Regions from separate parts of the Mus musculus genome. Here region 2 is linked to region 1. Evidence: chromatin contacts called from ENCODE Hi-C or POLR2A ChIA-PET data. All regions are on one chromosome and are shown on one strand. Each heading gives the region's core, a stretch centred on a gene start or an enhancer-like site at or near the end of the contact. The rest is flanking DNA. Distances are from core to core; before and after follow the strand shown.

The links. Hi-C counts contacts between places; a loop is a spot of excess contacts on that map. ChIA-PET counts read pairs that join two places held with the same protein, here RNA polymerase II (POLR2A).
Region 2: a map of heart shows a loop between it and region 1 (4-fold over the local background). The contact joins the promoter of Coq4 here to the promoter of Urm1 in region 1. A Hi-C loop is called at or near these places in 1 of 37 maps with a recorded cell type or tissue (heart). POLR2A ChIA-PET finds 5 or more read pairs at or near these places in 3 of 5 experiments (Patski and embryonic stem cell).

The regions. Positions count from the first base shown.
Region 1 is chr2:29,824,387-29,830,864 of GRCm38, forward strand. It overlaps Urm1 (ubiquitin related modifier 1), which reads left to right and starts at 3,003. Exons shown (of 5, transcript NM_026615.4): 1 at 3,003-3,049. The coding sequence starts at 3,015.
Region 2 is chr2:29,783,398-29,789,875 of GRCm38, forward strand. Coq4 (coenzyme Q4) reads left to right here and starts at 4,096. Exons shown (of 7, transcript NM_178693.5): 1 at 4,096-4,960; 2 at 5,040-5,171. The coding sequence starts at 4,888. Trub2 (TruB pseudouridine (psi) synthase family member 2) reads right to left here and starts at 4,274. Exons shown (of 8, transcript NM_145520.5): 1 at 4,106-4,274; 2 at 3,079-3,210; 3 at 1,556-1,630. The coding sequence starts at 4,214.

The DNA of each region.
Region 1 (6,478 bases), core at 1,753-4,252:
GAGTTGCATTGGTGGCTTGCAAGTTATATTGTTCAAATGATTACAAAAATTAAGGGAAAGCCCAGAGTAGTGTCTCCCAGCTTCTTTCAGAATAGTGCCCCACCCCTTCTTCCCACCATTCAGGAGGCTAAAGCAAAGAACATTGCTGCATGTTCAAGGGGAAAATGCGAGACGTTATTTTATTTTATTTAAAAGATTTATTTATTTATTTATTTATTATAAGTATACTGTAGCTGTCTTCAGACACCCTGGCAAAAGGCATCAGATCTCATGACAGATGGTTGTGAGCCACCATGTGGTTGCTGGGATTTGAACTCAGGAGCTTTGGAAGAGCAGTCAGTGCTCTTAACCGTTGAGTCATCTCCCCAGCCCCGTTATTTTATTTTTTTAAAGGTTTATTTTATGTATATGAGTACACTGTAGCTGTCTTCTGACACACCAGAAGAGGGCATTGGATCCCATTACAGATGGTTGTGAGCCACCAAGTGGTTGCTGAGAATTGAACTCAGGGCCTCTGGAAGAGCAGCCAGTGTGCTTAACTGCTGAGCCATCTCTCCAGCCTGAGATATGTTATTATTTTTTTTATAGATTTATTTATTTATTTTATGTATATGAGTACACCATTGCTCTCTTCAGACACACCAGAAGAGGGCAGCAGATCTCATTACAGATGGTTGTGAGCCACCATGTGGTTGCTGGGAATTGAACTCAGGACCTTTGGCAGAGCAGTCAGTGCTCTTAACTGCTGAGCCATCTCTCCAGCCTGAGACATGTTATTTTTAAAACAAGGTTTCTCTACATAGCCCTGGCCTTCAACACAGAGACAAGTCTGCTTCTGCTTGCTGAGTGCTGGCATGAAGGCCTTTGCCATCATGCCTTTCCTTCCCTTTTCTAGGCAGTATCTCCTCCCTAATTGAGGGTTACCGTGCACTTCTACTTCTGCATGCTTGGATCACAGGTAGACAACAGCATAGCCACTGATTTCTGCATCGCTGGAGTCCAACCCCAGGGCGTTGTGTATTCTAGGCAGGTAATTTGCCAACTCCTACACCCCCCCCCCCCCAAAAAATGCATTTAGAACAGTTCCATCCCTCCTCCTCAGGGCTTCAATAGCCTTCCTTCTCTCCCAGACTTTACAAGACATAGCTTGGCTCTGCCTACTTTTTTGTTTTGTTTTGCTTTTTCAAAACAGGGTTTCTCTGTGTAGCCCTGGCTGTCCTGGAACTCAAGAGACCTGCCTGCCTCTGCCTCCTGAGCTGGGATTAAAGGTGTGTCCCGCCACGGCCTGGCCTCCTGCCTACATTTTTAGCCTTACCATTGGCCAAGCTCTCTGCTCTCCAATTTGCTCCCTCGATATTCCAGTTAGTTTGCAACTTATGTTCTCCTCATAACTACCTGGCTAACTCTAATAAAAATTTAGAGCCCAGACAGTCCACTTTGGTATTTCTCATATGTATACCACCTGGTACTGTGACCAAACCCAGACCCTTGAGCAGGTGCAAGCACTGTACCATTGGGCTACATCTCCAGTTGACATTTTTCTTATCTTTTTTTTTCTTCATGTTTGTGGATGTGGGTGTATTCCTAAATCATCATTCTCCAATATATATATGATTTATATTTTTCAGTGTACTGTTTTTGTTTTTTGTTTGTTTTTCTAGACAGGGTTTCTCTGTGTAACCCTGGCTGTCCTGGAACTCACTTTGTAGACTAGGCTGGCCTCGAACTCAGAAATCCATCTGCCTCTGCCTCCCAAGTGCTGGGATTTAAGGCATGTGCCACCACCATCCGGTTCAGTGTACTGGTTTTTGCCTGAATATATGTAACTGGAACTGGAGTTAAAGTTGAGGACTGCCATGTGGGTGCTGGGAACCAACCCTGGGTTCTCTAGAATAGTAGCTAGTGCTATTAACCTCTGGGCCATCTCTGTAGTCCACTATTTTATGTATTGAGGCAGGGTCTTTCTGGAACTCAGAGCTTGCTCATTGGCTAGTGTAGGTTGCCAGCTTGCCCTGAGGAAGCCATCGTCACCTCCCTAGCTCTGGTATTGCCATGCTAACCATCATTTCACTTGGGTTGGGGATCTTATCTTTGATCTTTACACTTGCCCAGCAAGTACTTTATCAGATGAGCCATCTCCACAGCCCTAGCGTTTTTTTCACAAATCTCTATAATTCTAATTTTCTAACATCGGAAAATTTATTTCAGTTTAGGATTTCACATTTATTAGCATGGTTTGTACATTTGATTACGGCTGTCTCCCCGTCTCCCTGCTACACGGAGAGACCTAGAGACAAGAACTTCAGTTACAGCCGTTATTACTGACTCTCCACAGGACCAATCTGCCAGACACATTGTTAACTCAGTAACCGTGGAGTAGAAGACATACAATTCATCATCTGACACAGATGTTTGCATAGTAAGATGGCAGCTCCGGAGAGAGACAACAGGGTCAGAAACAAGAATTTGGAGTTACCTCGTTTTACTCCCTTAAGCGATGTTAGCTGGGTTGACAGGGTTCTTGTTTGTGGGTTCTTTGTTGTTTTTGGTTTTGTTTTGTTTTTGAACCCTGGGTGTCCTGTAATTCCCTACGTAGATCAGGCTGGCCTGGCACTCACATAATCCACCGTCTCTGCCTTTCTGAGGGCTAGGATTAACGGCGTGTGCCACCATGCGTGGCTTAAAAACAGATTTGTAGCCAATGAAAGATCAACAGTACGTGGCTCACAATCATGTCATCGGATGCTGATGAATTTCCCCTTAGACGTCTTTCTTCAGGAAGTCCCTTCCTGCTCGGTTTTTTTTTTTTTTTTTTTGGCCAGGTCCGCAAATAATGTAGACAATCAATTCCGCAGCCCACTGAGCGGGTGCCTTCGTCCAATAGCTGAGCAGTAACGAACGGATTTCGCCCCACCCCGTACCGCCTCTTCCGTTTACGCTTCCTGGTGGCGACCGGAAATAAACGGGCGCTCCGGAAGTTAAAGGGCGTGTCCTGCTAGTTTGGTTTCCTAAACATGGCGGCGCCCTTATGTGTGAAGGTGGAGTTCGGGTGAGTGAGATCTGGGGCGCCTTGGGGATGGAGCGAAGCCATAAGGCTCGGAATTCCGGACCTCTCTTGGCCTGCCGAGGCTGTGTCGCCCTCCGAGAGCCGGGATAATCCCCTGGCCTCTGACTGACGCGGTCTCTGTGGGTGACGAGGCCGTGAGTCCGAGAGTTGAGGCGCACACACGGGTAGGGAGATGCGTTTGGAATCCTTCGCCTTGCTCTGTATCATGTAGGACTGGGAGGCATTGACAGTGAGCAGGCGGTCTTCCGGCATGTTTCACCCGTGCCATTCCGAGCCCGACTCGCCTTGTCTGGTTTTTGAGCTTCTAAGGGGAGCGCACGAGTAGAGACGAACCCTGCTGAATAATCTCAGTTCTGTCTTCCCGCCTAGTGCCTTCCTAGGGGAAGTCTTGGCCAAGACAGGACCTTCCTCTTTCTCAAACCTTGTGTGTGTGTGTGTGTGTGTGTGTGTTTTCGAGACAGGGGTCCTCTCTGTTTGGCTGTCCTGGAACTCACTCTGTAGATCAGGCTGACCTCGAACACAGAAATCCGCCTGTCTCTGCCTCCCAAGTCCTGGGATTAAAGGCGTGGGCCACCACCGCCCGGCATACCTTGGAGTTTTAATTAGATTTTAATCTTTTGCAAAGTAGTTTGGTAAGTGTCTTCTGCAGAGTCCAGAGGAGCTACCGGGGTAAATAAGCTGCCACGGAGGGAGTGACTAACATTGGTAGTATATTATCCTTACTGTGAAAAGGTTCAGAATCCGGGTACACATCACTACTTGAAGGAACACGGGGAAAAGTGAAGATTGTCTCAAATCACCATTGTGTTCTTCCAACACACAGAATGCTTGTCATGGTTTCAAAACCTGCAGAAGACAGACTTCTTCGGAAGCTGAGAACAAAGAACTGAGGCTTCTAGAGATGGGTGGTTGGTTTCTAGAATCTTATGGAAAAGCTAGGGGTGTGTGTGTGTTTGTGTGTGTGTGTGTAGATGAAGAAGCCAAGGTTGAAGTGAAGGGAAACTCAAGGGTAGAGAGAGATGTAAAATTCCTTCCAAATGCCTTTCTTCGCCTTGGATGCCCCCCATTCCTTTCATGTTGTCCCTTCACTAGGCAGTTCATTCACCAGTCATTTATTGAGTGCCTACCATGTGCCAGGCAGTGAGCCAGACACCAAGGATACAAAGATAAATAGCACTCTGTCTAGTCCCTGCAGTGTTCAGCATTTCTGTCCCTTGGAAGGGAGTAGTCTCATGAATGTTAAGTGCAGTTTAATTGATGATATTGTCTTGCTGCTTGGATCCAATTAGGTTGGTCTGGCTTCCTGACTGCTTTACCTCTTCGAACCTTAGCCCAGCTAACACGGTATCCTCCCACCTCCCAAACTGGGCTATGAGGGGACTTCCTGATGCCTTGACCAGCTTCAGCAGAACTGAGAAGGAAGAAGTTACAGGCTCTCAGTGTTAATGTCTGTTGGTAGCCAACTTGCCTTTCATTCTCACTGAGACGTGGTATTTACTCAGCAGAGATGTGATCTTTCTGCCAGATACTGTGCTGGCAACAGTAAGGACGTCATCAAGTAAACCAGACCCTTGCCCTCAGAGTTTACAGACCCATACAGTTACTTTTTTTCTAGCCTCTACCTTCTTTGCCTCTCAGAGCAGCCGGACAGGACAACATTCTTTACCCACCTGTGCATCTCCTTCCACACCTCCCCAGATATGTGACCCATCAGAATTGCAGCTTCTTGGGGCATGGTGGCTCATGTCTGTTATCCCAGCATTTGGAATGCAGGAGCAGTTGGATCTTTGTAATTTTGAAGCTAGGCTGGGTACATAGGAAAAACTTTCCATAAATAAATAATAATAATAATAAATAATAATAATAAATAAATGTGCTTACCAAACCCAGAAATCCCTCTGTCCTCCTATTTTGATGTTGTTTGGAGACAGGAGCTCATGATACAGCTCAGACTCACCTCGAGCTTTCTATGTTAGCTGAAGCTGGCCTTGAACTCTTGGTCCTCCTGCTTCCTGAGTACTGAGATTACAGGTGTGTGCCACCCTGCCAGTCATCTGACATGTTTTTACCTCCGACCTTTGATTAATTGTGTCATTTGACAGAGAGGCTTCACCTTTTACTATGAAGCTGAGAGGATTTCAAAAGATATGTAATGCCATCATTCTCTCCTCACTGGTCCTAGAAGTCTAGAAACTATTGTCTCTAAGCACTGGGTAGATGGGATCCTCTTGGTGCCACCAGCTCTGTTAGGTCCTTTAGAAGGCTTCTCATCTTTTCCTTGTTAGGACTAATTCTATCACCTTTTGACATGCCTCCTGAACTGCTGCTATCAGAAGTGGTTTTGTGGGGAGGTGGTTGGATTCTGGAAAGCTTTGACAATAGAGCTATCAGTATTTTCTGGTTGAATGATTTTGAGAGAAAAAATACGATTAAAGATGACTTTTATTGCGTCTAACCCTACCCCCTCCCCCCAAAAATAGTGGTTTTGTTTTGTTTGTTTGATTTTCGAGACAGGGTTTCCCTGGCTGTCTTGGAACTCAGAGATCCACCTGCCTCTGCCTTCCTAGCACTGGGATTAAAGGTATGCCCCACAAAGTCAGGCTTCTTTTGTTTTTTTGAGACATGGTATCCAAGATGGCTAATATCTCAAATTGAGTAGGTAGCGGAGGATCTCTCCTTCTCTCCAGGGCTGGGATTACAGGCATGTACTTCATGCCCAGTCTGCAGTGCTGGTAATGGAATCCAGACTTCCTGAAGTCACAGCAAACACTCTACTGTGCGACACTTCCCAGCTCTACCAGAGCATACTATGAGAATAAGAATTGGAAGTATAGTACAGGCATGTTTGGGGTTCATCGTTTCAAGATTGTAATGACTTAGATGTGAGATTCCCATGCTGTGAGTTTGGGGAGGGAGGGAGGCTGGACACATGATTGAGATCAGAGAATTAGGAGAAGTAGTCATATTCATTGATGTGGCCTTTTTTTTTTTTTTTTTAATTCCTGCTGTATGGCAGGCCTTATTTCATGTAGAGGCTATTTGTGTTCCATGAGGTGAACAGAGAATAAACGTGGATGGGTAGATTTGTTGTTGGTGGTGGTGATTGGTTGGTTGGTTCATTGGTTATTGAAGCAGGGTCTCATGTAACACAAGCCAGCCATGAACTTATAATGTAGCTGAAGATCCTTGAATTCTTGTGTCTTCTGCTTCTATTCCCCAAGAGGTAGAATTATAGGCATGTGGCACCATGAGCAGCTTTTAGATAGATGGATATTTTTTAAAGCAACTAGAGACAGTAACTAAGATCTATATCTATCTATCATTGGTATTAGCAGATCACACCAGGACTTGAGGTATTGAGAGAAGATGGAAGCATCTTGATTAAGTTTGAATGGTAAATTCTATAAAACA
Region 2 (6,478 bases), core at 2,846-5,345, 40 kb before region 1:
CACCTAGTCCCTTTCCCTGGGAACAACCCTTGCCATTCCCTGCCACCAAACACTCCCTCTCCTTGCAGCCAGCATCCGGGGAGGGAGCTGCTGTCAACACTGGTCTCCAGGGCTGGTCTAAGGGTGGCATCTGGCTCACGATGGGAAATGAGCCTAAGTACCTGAGGAAGCTCCCAGAGGATACTGAAACACCCCCAAAGCAAGAGAGCATTGTCCCAGCTCCACCAAATTGCAACTACATTTAAGGCTGGGAGGGAGTCACACACCGATAATCCCAGCACTTGGGAGGCTGAAGTTGGAGAACTCTGAGTTCCAGGCCAACCTTGAAAGTAGTCAGAGTTTGTCTCATATAAACACATAAATTTAAAAAATAAAATAAAGTCGGGCAGTGGTGGCACACATCTTTAATCCCAGTACTTGGAAGTCAGAGGCAGGTGGGTCTCTGAGTTGGAGGCCAGCCTGGTCTATGGATCGAATTCCAGGACAGCCAGAACTACACAAAGAAACCCTGTCTCAAAAAACAAAAACGGGGGTGGGGGTGGGGGGTGTGGTATGGGGGACTTTTGGGATAGCATTGGAAATGTAAATGAGGAAAATACCTAATTAAAAAAAAAACAGCATTAAAAAAAAAAAGAAAAACAAAAACAAGACAAAACAAACAATTCAAGTCAAGGTGCTACATGCTTACAGTCCCCAGCACTCAGGTAGAGGAGGGCCAAGATCTCAAGGTCATTTAGACCCAACTGGAGCCAGCCTCGGCAAACTGAGACAAAAAAAAAATCGTCTCAGAAACAAAAACAAGAACCTAGGTTTTCTGACTCTTAATTTTAAACATTTTTGGCCCTCAAACTCTCAATGAGTTATACAGAGAAAGATGCTCAGGCCTGTGCATATCACAGACTGGGGGAGGCAACAAACAGAAAGCTAATGGTACAAAGGAAGGAGCCATAACAGGGCCTTTGGGGCCACTTCCTGCCTATTCCCTGATCTGTTTATCCCTCTGTCTAAAGAAATGAATGGCTTCCCATTCACTGTTAGAGAGGGAAACAGGGAGGGGGCATGAGATCACGTCTGACTGCCCTTACCTCAGGAAGAAAGAGAGGGAACCAAGACTGTGGAGGCTGGACAATGGGCTACCATGTGACCCGGAGGCCACAGAAGGCTTGTGACTTGGAGCTTTGTATCCAACTCTGGCAATATGCAAACCGCAGCCAGAGGAGATAGAGCCATGTGCCTGCTGCACCCTAACTCGATGGGAGCTCCTCTGGGGACCATGGGTATTTAGTGGCCAGGCCTCAGCTCCAGTCTTACTCTCTTCACTGGTAACATTACACAGCATCTGTCATGGGTATGGTGAACAAATGTCCATAAAGGCCTTGAACCACGTGTCATGCAGGAAGGAATCCCTTGACAGAGGTGGGACCTGCCCAGCTGAAGAGACAAGAGACTCAGTGGAGAGAAAAGTAAGAGAGTGAGGTCAGATAAGCTGTGGGCTGGGCCCTGGATCACCTTCTGATCCTTCTCCAAGCTCACAGCACCACATCCCCAGACTTACCAAGCACACCAGAAGCCTGGACATCCAAGCGATGTCCCACACCGATCTTCAGGTTTGTGAATGCTGGACCACGTACTGGAAAGAAAAAGCCAGTTCATTTCTTCAACTAATGAGCCTTGAGGGTAACTTTGGCAAGAGGCCCTCATTCCAAGAACAGAAGGGCCTCATGGGGATCAAATTATGCTAGGCTGTATTTCCAGGCTTCTCTTCCTCGGAAGCTGGAACCACTATTTCCCTAGTTCCCTGGGCCCAGAGAAAGGGCAACGCAAGACTCTTCTTCCTCTGCCTATCACTATTCGCCCCATTTGAGGCTTTGAGATCAGGCATCACACTGGGGATCAAGATTCTGGGCTTCTCTGCACATCGTGTGCTGATAGAAAACCTGGCCATTCTCCTCCTGAATCAGTGAGCTCCCTAAGGTGGGACCTAGGTCTGTCTGTCTACAATACTGACCTATGGCCCCAGACTCAGTGTCTTGACCACTAAAAGACTGACTACAGCTTAATGTGCCCCAGCACTTGGGAGGCAGAAGCAAAAGGATCAGAATCCAGACTTCAAGGTCATATTTAACTATACAGTGAGTTCAAGACCAGCCTGGACTACAGGAGGCTGTGTCTCAAAACACAAAAACAAGAGCTGGCGAGGTGGCTCAGTGGGTAAAGGCTGCCACGCCTGATGACTTCAGTTTGATCCTGGGACCCATGGTGGCCTGAGAGAAGTGATTCCCAAAAGATGCCCTCCGACTTTCACACCCAGGCCTTGGTGTGCACACATACATACAAATAATACGTTTTTGTTTTTGTTTTTTTTTAATAAGGGACCTACCTCACAGAACTGGGGTGAGGACAAAGATAACATGATGTCTAATACAGAGCAGGTATTAATAACACAGGTCTACCAGAAGTTCTCAGCTTCCCTAGAGAGTCCTAGAATAGCTAAGAGTCAGCAAAGTGTAGTTCACAAGTCAAATCATCAAGTCTACTTTGTTTTGAGACTGGGTCTCACTGTGTTGCCCAGGTTGGCCAGGGACTCCTAAATTTAAATGATCCTTTCAGTCTCCCATAGAAGACAAAGGCTGCTGGACACCGGTGTTTATAACTGCTCTCAAAATAGCTGTTTTGTACTCCAGCCTTTTTTTTTTTTTTTTCCTTCGAGACAGGGTTTCTCTGTATAGCCCTGGCTGTCCTGGAACTCACTTTGTAGACCAGACTGGCCTCAAACTCAGAAATCCGCCTGCCTCTGCCTCCCAAGAGCTGGGATTAAAGGCGTGCACCACAACCATGTGGCTGCACTCCAGTCTTGACTAAAATACAAGAAGGTTCTCTCCTTTCCTACAGTCTAGAGATGCTTTGCATTACAATAGCAAAGAGGAGCAGAGCCAAGGAAAACACAAGGCTGTAGGCAGAAGCTGTTTAAAATCTTCCCTCTCTAGGGAAGTTTGCCAAACCCTGGGCTAGAAATCTAACTCAGGCCAGGGATTTCCTCTAACATCACGGCCAGGGTCCTGTCTGACTCTGCCTTACCAAGTCTGTGGGTGGTGAGGGAGGGTACATTGGTGGCTCTGAGAGTCAACTTCTTCTCTTCACTGCCTTCCACAGGGCCTAGCAAGAAGCGAACACGCTGATCAGGAGCAGGAGGCTGCTGGGCATTGAGACCTAAGCACAAAAGAACACAGTCAGTACTTTTCCAACCCGCAAGAGAAGGGGTAGAGAGATGGTAGCATAGAAGATGGATTTGTGTATCGTAGAAAACGTACTATGACTCCTTCAGAAGCCAGGTATCATTAATTCCAGCACTGGGGAGGCAAGAGGCGGGCCTATCTCTGAATTCAAGGCCTGACTGATCTACAGAGTTATTTCCAGGGCAGCCAGGGGTATACAGAGAAACCATTCTCTAAAAAGTGAAGAACAAACAAACAAAACAAAAATCCTAGGTTGGAAGTGTAGCTCAATTCATGGAGTGTTTGCACAATACGCAAGACGCCCCGGGTTCCATCCCCAGCACCCTAATGGGAGGTGGTACTACACAGATGTAGTCTAAGACCTTGGGTAGTGAAGGCAGGACAGTCAAAAGTTCAAGGTTATCTTCATCTTACATAGCAAATTTGAGGCTACATGACAGTTTTTAAGAAAATAAAAGAAAGGAAAAAAAGGCAAAGAAAAAAATTGGTGTTTGAGGGTCGGGGTGGTGGTCACGCTTGTGATCCCAGCATCTGGCAGGTGGAGTCAGGAGAGTCAGAATTCTCAGTGCCTCACTGATTTCAAGGTCGGATTAATTAGAAAAGACCCTGTCTCAAAAGGCAAAAAAAAAAAAAAAAAAAAAAAAAGTTCAAATTCTAACTCTGTAACAGAAACCGCGAAAAAAAACCCAACACTATAGAATGAATTTCTCTAAAGGAAAATAGCGGAGAGTGGGTAGTAACGAAATGTGTACAAGAGAAAAAAAACAAACAAACAAGAAACAGCTACAACCCGGCAAACGAACCACGTGACCTCACTCCACATCAGAAAGAACTAAAGCAAAACCGTGGGTCCGCGTCGGAGTTCTCACCTTTAAGCAGTTGCAACTCCACGGTCTCACGCAAGTGCAGCCACTTCAGCCCCGGAGGTTTATAGACAGCGAAGAGCCCCTGCAGCCGAGCTAGGCCAGAAGAACCCATGGCTGGAACTCAGCGGTTCAACATCATCCAGAAGCGGGGATGCGGGCGGAAGTGCTGCGTGGTCCTTTCCCAAATGTGGTCCCTACTGTAGGTAGCCGCCTTGTTTCCTTGGCAGGAAGAGGTTCTTTTCTTATTGCCCTCCGGGGGGGAAATAAGAGATGGAGAAGAAAATAGGGCCGGATATCGAGCAACCGAATTCTCGGTTATGTTATTTTTGAATTCTTTTCAGGAGTTTTTTGTTTGTTTGTTTCTCATATATCCCAGGCTGCCCTCAAACTTGCTAAGTTGCCGAGAATTCATTACTTTTCTGTCTCCACTTTTCCAAGATCTGGAGTGACGAGTAATTCACATCAGGCTTGGTTTTTGAGACAAGGTCTCTAGTACTGCCTTCGTACTTAAGAAATAGCCAAGAAGGATCTCGAACTGATCCTACGGCCTCCAGGTTTCAAATGCTGGGTTGACAGGCCTACGTTATAAATAACGCCTGGCTCACAGCAGTTGTTTTACTTCAGTGGCAAACAGATCTTGTGGCTTTCCTTCTCATGCTCCTGTCCATATTACAACATCTCCGATCAAAAAGCCACAGTGAGTGCAGTGTCCCAGGAGTCTTTTGACTTCTCGGGCCTCCGTAGTACCTGCGGAGCCCCGCCTAACCACGCGGACGTCCGCTGCCATGGCGACCCTGCTGCTGCTTCGCTCCCTGCGCCTCCACCGCAGTCTTCGGCCCCGTACGCGGCCAGCTGTAGGTGAGCAGCTCTGATTCCAGTGTCCGCGGCGACCAGAGGGACCGGACTCCTCTCACCTTTACCTCTTTTCTGCTCGCAGATGTACCCCTCAGGGCCGGGAGCCATGGCGCCCGCCTGCTGTACCCGGACCACATCCCAACCACCCCGCTGCAAAAGATGCTGCTGGCTGCGGGCGCGGCGGGAATGGCTCTCTACAACCCCTATCGCCACGGTAAGACGGTTTACTCTTCGGTCTCGAAAGCTGGGACCGGTGAAGACTTGGTTTGTGGGCATCCAAACCTGGCTGCGCCTATCATATTTCCCAGGATCGTTTATGATAATCAGGTGCCTGATTCTAGCTAGAACTGTTTTGGGTCTTCTGGGCACAGGGAGGAGAGGAAGAAAGAAACGTGAAGTCTACAAGTCTGCCTTTTTGTAATTCTTGGAAGAGTGTCACCCTAGCATATTAATCTCTGGGCTGAATGACCAGGTACACACCAAATTACAGCATTCTCACTGGGTAGTAAGTAAACTTGGTAAGGGCCATGATCTTCAGGATTTTCTTTGCTGAAACAGTTCAAGATCAGCTTCTTTTTGTTTGTTTGGCTTTGGTTTTTTCAAGACAGGGTTTCTCTGTGTAGCCCTGGCTGTCCTGGAACTCATTCTGTAAACCAGGCTGACCTCGAACTCAGAAATCCGCCTGCCTCTGCCTCCCAAGTGCTGGGATTAAAGGCATGCGCCACCACTGCCTGGCAAGATCAGCTTCTTTTTCCATACATACCCAGTCTTTGCTCAAAGAAAGAAAAGATGGGAGGAAGTAAAAGAAGAGACATGTGGCATGGTTTATATAGGATCTGGTGACTGTACCTGCACTCAACTCTAGCGCCATTTTTTAAAAATTGTTTTGTTGAGGCAAGGTCTCTTATAGACTGGGCTGTCCCCTAACTCCATAGATAGCCAAGGATGACTTTGAATTCCTGATCACCCTGCCTCCCTACCTCCTGAATGCTGGGACTACAGGTGTGTGCTACCCTCATACCCAGTTTATATGATGCTGGGAACCAAACTCAGGGCTTTGGGTGTGCTAAGCAAGCACTGTGTCAGCCTAGTTACTGCCATTCATCACCATTTAATCTCAAGGCCGGTGGAAACAAGACACTCTGTCTTGATAATGGTCTATGAAAGTGGTTCCTGCTGTTGATGAAAGCCTCCATATTCCTATAGGTTTGTAATGTTAAGGATAGTAGCTAGCCGGGTGTGGTGGCATACGCCTTTAATCCCAGCACTCGGGAGGCAGAGGCAGGTGGATTTCTGAGATCGAGGACAGCCTGGTCTACAAAGTGAGTTCCAGGACAGCCAGGGCTATACAGAGAAACCTAACTGTCCTAGTGGTACACGCCTTTAATATAGCACTTGGAAAGCAGAGGCAGAAAGATCTCTGAGTTTGAGGCCAGCCTGGTCTGCATAATGAGTTCCAGGCCAGCCTGTACTACAAAAAGAAACTGTCTCAAAAACAAACAAACAAAAGAATCCATTCTC